Regions from separate parts of the Homo sapiens genome. Here region 1 is linked to region 2. Evidence: read pairs that join two places in POLR2A ChIA-PET (ENCODE). Cell type or tissue: Panc1. All regions are shown on one strand. Region 1 overlaps GFPT1 (glutamine--fructose-6-phosphate transaminase 1). Region 2 overlaps ANTXR1 (ANTXR cell adhesion molecule 1).

What was found. ChIA-PET counts read pairs that join two places held together with the same protein. Peaks named below come from ENCODE experiments on the same cell type or tissue, not always from the same donor. Only the 100,000 strongest peaks of a DNase experiment are listed, where the experiment ranks them.
Region 1: POLR2A ChIA-PET joins it to region 2 with 7 read pairs; 2 of 35 experiments call an interaction of 5 or more read pairs at or near these places.

Annotation. Positions count from the first base shown.
Region 1 is chr2:69,354,317-69,359,316 of GRCh38, reverse strand. It overlaps GFPT1 (glutamine--fructose-6-phosphate transaminase 1), which reads left to right. Exons shown (of 20, transcript NM_001244710.2): 5 at 1-49; 6 at 854-988; 7 at 2,760-2,821; 8 at 4,749-4,828. Among named protein-coding and RNA genes, the nearest start is that of GFPT1, 30 kb to the left of the region's middle. In Panc1, no CTCF peak of the experiment used is centred here; no DNase peak of the experiment used is centred here.
Region 2 is chr2:69,057,968-69,062,967 of GRCh38, reverse strand. All of the region lies in intron 3 of ANTXR1 (ANTXR cell adhesion molecule 1), which reads right to left. Among named protein-coding and RNA genes, the nearest start is that of MIR3126, 43 kb to the left of the region's middle. In Panc1, no CTCF peak of the experiment used is centred here; no DNase peak of the experiment used is centred here; H3K27ac peaks cover 562 bases.

The sequences.
Region 1 (5,000 bases), 300 kb before region 2:
TATTCACAATGGAATCATCACCAACTACAAAGACTTGAAAAAGTTTTTGGTAAGTAAGGTGACCTCAAAAGACCCCAGTCTTTGAGAATACTTCTAACGAGAGCACTGGGGTCGGTTGTTGGGATGTGCAACAAACACCATATGTGTGTCATCAATTAATTTCTTGGACAATTCCAAGGGCACGGTGGTTTATTGGATTTTTCTTTGCTAACAGTGGAACAATTGTGTTTTTTAATATGAAAAGGAAATGATTAGCATTTGACTGTAATATACATGACAAAAGGCTCAAATAAAATTGGAATTTTGTGGAGACATTTTTTGCATTCTGAGAGATTGTCATGCTTTAAAGTTCCTAGGATATATTAATACAAGAAGAATCAGGACAAATTAAATGAAAGTTTTATGTCGTAAATAGCTATATACTGTATAGTAGTGGTCATAGTGCTGACCTGCATGAGTGCTTTCTTAGGGCTGTTCAATTGAACTTTCTCCAGTGTTGGAAGACAGTGTATCTGGGCTATTCAGTATAGTAGCCACTGTCCACATGTGGTTGTTGAGCTAGTATGACTGAGGAACTGAATTTTAAATTTTATTTAATTTTAATTAAATTGAAATAGCCACATACAGCTAATGGCTATTTATTAGACAGTAAGTTAAGTGTATGTTCAGTTAAACAGAGTCCCACACTGTTTTAGAGTCACTGATCAGCTGGTGACTTTAATTTTGAATAATGGGATATGGTGTTCAAAGAATATTAGAAATTAGTGGCATTTTGACGGAACAATTCTGTAGAAAAGGTTTTTTTATCATTAATATTTCTTTAATTGTATCTTTTTTTTCTTTCTACTTACAGGAAAGCAAAGGCTATGACTTCGAATCTGAAACAGACACAGAGACAATTGCCAAGCTCGTTAAGTATATGTATGACAATCGGGAAAGTCAAGATACCAGCTTTACTACCTTGGTGGAGAGAGTTATCCAACAATTGGTATTAAGCCACATTTTTAAAGATAATTATGCCAACATTAATGCTGAGAAACTTTCTGGAAATTAAGTTTGATAAGCAGGAACTGTGCTATTTTTTTATTTTTGGCTTTTATTTCTCATATAACTATTCAAGTTGAATAATTTTGAGAAACTGATTGATTTATTGATTCCCCCCCACCCTCCATTTAAAATTCTACTTACTTCATTCAGGTTTAATGTCATGAAAATGAAAATTAATCCAAAATCAGTGTGTCTAAAAACTATGCATATATGCACACATCCATATGCACCACACGTGGACATGTACACAGTACACACGATGGAGGATTAGTTATTCCCTTGCTTCTTGCTCATCCGAGTGTTCTTCTCAACCAATAACTTAGCACAATAGTAGCTTCACAGCTACCACAGTTTATTTTCTGGGATAATGCCTGCTTGTCTCTGAGCCAACAAAGTCAACTACTTATTTTTCCTTTTGGGGACTTTCCCTTGGCTCTGAACTTCTATAGAAAAGCATTTCCAAGCCCATGAGAAAATCAGTATTCTTTTTGATTCCATCCAACATTCCTAATTAAAGATTAAAGACATCAAAGATCTACAAATGTCCAAATCCATAGTGATACCTACATTTCCCTTCCCCACTCATAACTCTAGCTTTCCCACTTAAAAGTCCTTTACTTCCCAAATACGGTCCAGCCCTCACTTCTCTCCCACCTGCACCCAAATCTTATATCTGTAGCAAAAAGAGGAAGCAGGAAGATGGAGAATGTAGAGGCCTATTCCTTCCCTTTCCCCAAGGCAGAGTGGAGTAGTGTGCCTTCCCAGCCTTTTCTCGTTTCTAACAGGCTTTGCCTTTTATTCATTGTATAATCCAGTTTGTGTTCCAAGGTGGTTCTTCCCTCTCCTACTTCATGTTCCTCTTTTATCTGTTCTTGATTCCTGTAAGCTCTGTCCCTGAGGATTCGGGTTGATGGAGTTGTATGGTGTGCATGTTAATAATTGTATATATTTATATCTCTAATATCAAGGTCAGAAAGAGTGGAAGTTAACAGTGGTGTACAATTACTAGGGCAGAGAATAGGTTTTGGATTTTGATCTTAGGATCTTTTCTAATTCTGTCGTTCCTCTGATAATTCATAGTATTATGACGATATAGATAGGTAGATGATGGAGATAGGATATATAGGTTCAGAAGTGTTCATAGCCTGTAGAAAGGATGACTTTTTAAATGATCTATTTTTGTAGTTGTTATCTATTGAGCATATTTTGGGTGTAGGCTTGGTTAAAAAAGTGGGTCTTGGCTGCGCGTGGTGGCTCACGCCTGTAATCCCAGCACTTTGGGAGGCCGAGGTGGGCAGATCACGAGGTCAAGAGATGGAGACCATCCTGGCCAACATGGTGAAACCCTGTCTCTATTAAAAATACAAAAATTAGCGTGGGGGTGCGTGCCTGTAATCCCAGCTACTCGGGAGGCTGAGGCAGGAGAATCACTTGAACCAGGGAGTTGGGGGTTGCAGTGAGCCGAGATCGTGCCACTGCACCCCAGCCTGGTCACAGAGTGAGACTCCATCTCAAAAAAAAAAAAAAATGTGGGTCTTGGATACACCAAAGCTTAGGAGTAAGTGTTTACTTAAACTTTAGACTTGTTTATAAACTGGTACAAAAGAGCATTTGTGTGAACAAAAAATTTCTGCGCTGAAGCCAGTATGTTCTAGGCATTTCTGACTTGATAATTGATTAAATAGTGCTAATGGATTTTTTTCCCTCCCTAGGAAGGTGCTTTTGCACTTGTGTTTAAAAGTGTTCATTTTCCCGGGCAAGCAGTTGGCACAAGGTACATATAACTCTAACAATGACTAATGTATTTCAACATATTTGAGTTACATGTTTATTCTTCGTAGACTATACATGACCCTTTATTATAAAGGCTCTGCCCTTTATTAGATATATTCATGTGAGCATATTTTCACATCTTCCTTCTTGTCTGTTGCTTACCACTCTTCCATTTAACAGAATCCCTGAAGAAAGCAAATACAGGCCGGGCGCTGTGGCTCACACCTGTAATCCTAGCATTTTGGGAGGTCGAGGCAGGCGGATCATCTGAGGTCAGGAGTTTGAGACCAGCCAGGCCAACATGGCGAAACCCCGTCTCTACTAAATATAGAAAAATTAGCCGGGTGTGGTAGCACATGCCTGTAATCCCAGCTACTCGGGAGGCTGAGGCAAGGAGAACCGCTTGAACCCAGGAGGCAAGAGGTTTCAGTGAGCCGAGATCGTGCCACTGCACTCCAGCCTGGCCTACAGAGCGAGACTCTGTCTGAAAAAAAAAAAAAAAAAAAAAAAAAAGAAAGCAAATATATTTTGGCATTTAATTGGCCTTTTGTCTTTGTTGGGCGCACCAAGGTTACTTTGTGAATTTGGATATTGAATATTATCTAATAAAGTTAAAATATTAGCTTTTTCTGTATTTTTTGAAACATATATTCTAGACAGATTCCTAGATAATTGTACCATCACTACTTCTTGCTAGGATATTTAGGCCTGATCATGAAGTCCTAAGTGAGGCGCCCTAAGATATTATGGTAAGAGAGATATTTTTAATCTGAAAACAGGGTGACTAAGGAGAAGGTGCTACACTTTCATATATTGGCATTCTGTGCACAATTGAAAGGAAGGTTCCCTTTAACATTACAAAGGAAAAAAATTAAAATACATTGTTACAGAACAGGTGTTGGCAAGTTTTCTGGAGTGGGCCGGATAGTAACTATTTTAGGCTTTCTGGACCATGTAGCCTCTGTAGCAACTACTCAACTTTGCAGTTGTAGTGTGAAAGCAGCTGCAGAAAATAAGTAAAAGAATGGGCATGGGTATGTTCCAAAATAACTGTATTTAATACAATTTTTATTTGTCAATTAAGAAAAATAATTAAAAAAAAACCAAAAACCTGTATTAGGCTGGGCGTGGTGACTCATGCCTGTAATCCCAGCACTTTGGGAGGCTGAGATGGGTGGATTGCTTGACCCCAGGAGTTCCAGATCAGCCTAGGCAACATGACAAAATCCCATCTCTATAAAAAATAAAAAATTTAGCTGGGTGTGGTGGTGCATGCCTGTAGTCCCAGCTACTCAGGAGGCTGAGGCAAGGGGATCACTTGAGGCCAGGAGGTCAAGGCTGCAGTGAGCTGTGATTGCGCCACTGCACTCTAGCCTGGGAGACAGAGCAAGGCTGTTGTCAAAAAACAAACAAATAAACAAAAACCGTTTATTTATAAAAATAAACCCTGGGGCTGCAGGTCAGTTTGCTGACCCCTGATAGAGAATATTTTGGATATAGGATCTTGTTCTGTCATCCAGGCTGGAGTGCAGTGGCGCGATCTTGGCTCACTCCAACCTTCACCTCCCAGACTCAGGCAATCCTCCTAACTCAGCCTTCCGAGTAGCTGAGACTGTAGGCACGTGCCATCACACCTGGCTAATTAGGAGACGGGGTTTTGCCATGTTTCCCAGAGTGGTCTTGAACTCGTGGGCTCAAGTGATCTGCCTGCCTAGGCCTCCTGAAGTGCTGGGATTACGGGTGTGAGCCATTGCACCTGGCCCAATACTGATTTTTTTAAAAAATTCTTTTTATCTAGTTCTTATATCTGAAGTTGAGCTTGGGGAGGATGATTTAAACATTTGAAGAGTATTGGCCCATTAAATTTTATGTCATTAGTCCATTATTTATAAAAATGGTTTAATTCTAACTGCTTTTGCAATTTACAGGCGAGGTAGCCCTCTGTTGATTGGTGTACGGAGTGAACATAAACTTTCTACTGATCACATTCCTATACTCTACAGAACAGGTAAAATTACCTCTACAAATGCAGTGCAGTAGATATGAAGAATTATTTTCCTTAAGTTGGAATAGATGGCTCTTTGGTCAGATGCACATGTATATATAGTTCTGTCTAGACATGAAAAAGATTTGTTTTTGTGAGTTCTCTGATGATTAGAATTTTTTTCTGTTGTGTATCC
Region 2 (5,000 bases):
TTAAACCTATCTGATAAATTTTTTATTTCAAATAATGTATCTTTCAGTTCCACAGTTTTCACTTGGTTCTTTCTTTGAGTTTTCTTTTTTTAATTTCTGATCACCCATATCTTCCCCCCCATTGTATTCACCTTTTCCTGTAAATTATTTAACCTATTTATAATAGTTGCTTAAAAGTCCCTGTCCATTAATTCAAATAACTGAGTCATCTGTGGTTTGTTTCTATTAACTATGTTTTTCTTTATTGTGAGTAATATTCCTCTGCTTCTTCCCATTTTTCATAACAGTTTACATTTCAGTCACTGAGTATAAAAAAAGCAGTGGAGACTTCGGTATAATATTGATTTGTGTTGTTTACTCACTGCAGAGCATAAGGCTTTTATTCTTTGTGAGCTAGGGCGAGGGGCTGATCATTAGATTCCTCCTTGAGTCAGGGTGAGCTTGGGCTGGGCTGCACCTTTTGTTAGATTCATGTTCCCTGTTATTAGGCCAACTCCTGGACTTTTGCCCTGCCCTGCCTTTGTGATCTTCTCAGTATTTGAATTGGTAGATGGCTAGGTGCAGCTTCAGATATTTTTGCTTGACCTTTGTATTTCACTCTGGTAGGACTCCAGAATCCAAGCACAATGAGAATCCACCTAATTATGTGATTTATCTCTACTCTGCAGGCAATTCCTCCACTGCTGCTTTCTTGGAAAAATGCAGAAATGTGGGTGAGGGGGGATAACTTAGGCTGAGATATTTCTTTTTCATTTCAGATTCTAAAGCCTCCTTCTGGCACACATGTTTATGTAAGACTCAGCTGACTTTTCCTTATCCCTGCAGAGTGTCTGTCTATGGCAGACCCACTCCTCCAATTACCCAAACCTAGACCACGCATCCACCTTTAAGTATGGAAGCTTCTGCAGAACCTTCTCTGCTTAGCTATTATATAAAGGGTTTGTTTCTCTCTAATTCAGTTAATCAGTGCTTCCTGCATCTCTACTAGCCTCACGGAAACATATGAATTTTATTTTGTCTGGGCTTTTCTGGTTGACCATGGAAATGAAGGCTTTTCACATCTCTGAATATCATAAACAGAAGCAGACATACTTTACAGTTCTTTTCTAAATGTTTGTGACTACACATTTGTCTCAAATCAGAAAGAAAAATACTAGATGCTGATTACCAGCATACAAATACACTCTAGTATCTCTTATCTTAAAAACATTTTTTAAAGTCCTCTTTGATCCCACATCTCCCTCTAGCTACTGACCTATTTATTCACATCTCTCTATATGACACAGCTTCTTGAAACTTGTCTCCTCACTCCTTGTCTTTTCTGGTGGAGTCCTTCTTCAAATGTTTAGTGATCTTTGGCTGTCTGTCCATATCAAATGAATGAGACTAAAAGCCTTGTTGGAAGCTCTGCATGCATGGTGGGCATGCCAATTGATGAATGACCAGCTTTTTTTTTTTTTTTGGCAGTTGTTTTTTGTTGTTGTTGAAGACTCTCAAATATCATTTTATGTGTATGTATTTTTCCCTCTAAGACATTTATTTCTACAGAGAAGTAGTTTTCAAACTCTTTTCTTAGATTTTAAGTCTGAAATTGGACAAGGAAGAAGGCTGGAAGTAGCAACATTTGTTTTGCAGATGTCTCTATAATTTCTCTGTGCCTGGTGTCCCTGACTATGAAACCATTCTTGTGCAATTTTGTCAGAAAATATGCTTCTCCTCTCTGGTGGAGGTAAATAAGGGGTAATTTTCAAACTCTAGTGGGAAGGAGGGATGGTTCTGAAGGTTGAAGAGCTTTTAAACAATCAATATTCCAGTTTTCACTCTCTAACCCTTCCTTGCCTTTTGCAATATCCAGGTTTTGAGCTTTCTAGGATTCTACAAGGCTACATGGTTTGTTCATCTTCAGTATTTCCTTCCACAGGATTATATTTGACTTTTCTCCACAGTGCCATATCATTTGCCACTCTTCCTTCCCTTCTATTCTTATATGTGGTGTTTTTATGGTTTAAATATTTCTCAGTTTCCTCAAAGATGGTCTTTGTGCTTTTGTTTCAAGTTTTCCTGGTTTGGGGTTGGTTTTTTGAAAGAAAGGGGAAAACATCTTAACTTATCAAAATATTTTTATTTATTTTAATTTAAAAATCTCATTTTAAAGTTGGAAGTCCTCATTTTTTAACCCACTCTGCTCTGACTTTTGTCTCCACAACTCTGCCTCTGCTGAAACTGCTTCTAGCAAGGCCCGCTATGTTACCAATCCAATGGTCACCTCTCTGGCTTCATGTTCCTCAACCTCTTTCAGCATAAGACACAGTTGATGTCCTTCATTTAAGCAATGCTCTCTTCTCTGAAAGATTTGAGAGTAGATTTGTGTTTTATGGCATGATTTCCATTACACCATACTCTCTCCTTCTACCTTACCACCTGTTCTTTCTCACATTTCTATGTAAGTTGTTCCATCTCATCTAGAACTCTAAAGATTGGAGTTCCAGCTCCAGAACTCAGTAAGATCACCCATCCTCACATCAGCACTGTTTTACAAGGTCACCTCATTCTTCCATGACTTCAGAGCCAAACTCCATCAAAGAAGCATGAGCTTTGGAGGAAGACAGACTCGGGATGGAAATCTTATTCTACCAAGTGCTAGGTATGTCAGCTAACCTCCCTGAACTTTAGCTTTCTCAAAGTAAAACAAAGGTGTGGAATGCTAAGATCTACCAGATTTCTTCCAGCTTAGAATATTGCATCTGATTTGAACTGGGAACAAAAGAGCAAGCAGAAATAGAACCTGGGTATCTTCTGGGAACTGGAGAGGCCACACTTGGCAGACAGGAATAGTCCATGATGTAACACAGGATCCAGTGCAGAGCCAGAAGGGAAGCTGACAAAGAGGAGCCCATCAAGGAATTTTTAAAGGTTGCAGCATAAGCTGGCATAAAAGACAAGAGGGATGGTTTAATCACAGGACAAGATGAATTTGTCCAAACTCTTCTTTATACAACTCTATTTTCATTGGTCACACATTTGTGCAGTAATTTCACCATGTGGTTTTCTATGGCACCATCTGGCTTTTGAAATAAGCCCTGTTAGACCTTCACATACCTTAAGACTTAGCAATTTAACTCCTGGTTATCTACAGGCATACCTTGGATATATTGTGGGTTCTGTCCCAGACCACCAAGATAAAGTGAATATTGAAATATTGAAGTAAAGTGACTCTCACAACATTTTTGGCCTCCCAGTGCATATAAAAGTTATGCTATACTATATTGCAGTCTATTAAGCATGTAATAGTAGTATGTCTTTAAAAAGTACATACTTCAAATTAGCCGGGCATAGTGGCAGGTGCCTGTAATCCCAGCTACTCAGGACGCTGAGACAGGAGAATCACTTGAACCAGGGAGACGGAGGTTGCAGTGAGCCAAGATCGTGCCATTGCACTCCAGCCTGGGCAACAAGAGCAAAACTCGGTCTCAAAAAAAAAAAAAAGTACACACTTCGATGAAAAATACTTTATTGCTAAAGATTGCTAATGATCATCTGAGCCTTCAGTGAATCATAATCTTTTGCTGGTGGAGGGTTCTGCCTCGATACTGACGGCTGCTGACTGATCAGAGTGATGGTTGCTGAAGGTGGGGTGGCTGTGGCAATTTTTAAAAATAAGACAACAATGAAGTTTGACCCATCAATTCACTCTTCCTTTCACACAAGATTTCTCTGTAGTATGTGATGCTCTTTGATAGCATTTTACCCACCATAGAACTTCTTTCAAAATTGGAGCGAATCCTCTCAAACCTTGTTGCTGCTCTATCAACTAAGTTTATGGAATATTCTAAGTTCCTTGTAATTTCAACAATGTTCATAGCATCTTCACCAGCAGTAGGTTCCATCTCAAGAAACCACTTTCTTTGCTCATCGTTAAGAATCAAGTCCTCATGAGTTCAAGTTTTATCATGAGATTGCAACAATTCAGCCACATCTTCAGGCTCCGCTTCAAATTCTGGTTCTCTTGCTGTTTCCACCACATCTGTGGTTACTTCCTCCACTAAAGTCTTGAACCCCTCAAAGTCAGTTGTGAAAGTTAGAATCAACTTCTTCTAAGTTGCTGTTAATGTCGATATTTTGGCCACTCCTGCATGAATCACAAATGTTCTTAATGGCATCTACAATGGTGAATCCTTTCCCAAAGGTTTTCAATCTACTTTGCCAAGATCCATCAGAGGAATCACTATGTATGGCAGCTATAGACATGCATTTCTTAAATAATAAGACTTGAAAATCTAAATTACTCCCTGATCCATGGGCTACAGAATGGATGTTGTGTTAGCAGGCATGAAAATGACATTAATCTCCTTGTACACCTTTATCAGATCTCTTAGGTGACCAGGTGCATTGCTAATGAGTAGTAATATTTTGAAAAGAATGATTTTTTTTTTTCAAGAAGTAGGTCTCAAGAGTGGGCTTAAAATATTCAGTAAACCATGCAGTAAACAGATGTGCTGTCATCTGGGCTTTGTTGTTTCCTTTAGATAGGACAGACAGAGAAGATTTAGCATCATTCTTAAGGGCCCTAGGATTTTCAGAATGGTAAATGATCATTAGCTTCAACTTAGAGTCACCAGCTACCTTCACTCCTTATAAGAGAGCTAGGCTGTCCTTTGAAGATTTGAAGCCAGGCTTTGACTTCTTTCTATCTATGAAAGTCCTAGATGGCATCTTCTTCCAATAGAAGGCTGTTTCATCTCCACTGAAAATCTGTTGTTTAGTGTAGCCACCTTCACCAACGATCTTAGCTAAATCTTCTGGGTAACTTGCTGCAGCTTCTCAATCAGCACTTGCTACTTTGCCTTTTATGTCATGGAGATGGCGTCTTTCCTTAAACCTCATGAGCCCACATCTGCTAACTCCAAACTTTTTTTCTGCAGCTTCCTCCCCTCTCTCAGCCTTCTAGAAATAGAGTTAGAGCTTTACTTTGCATTAGGCTTTGGCTTAGGGAATGTTGT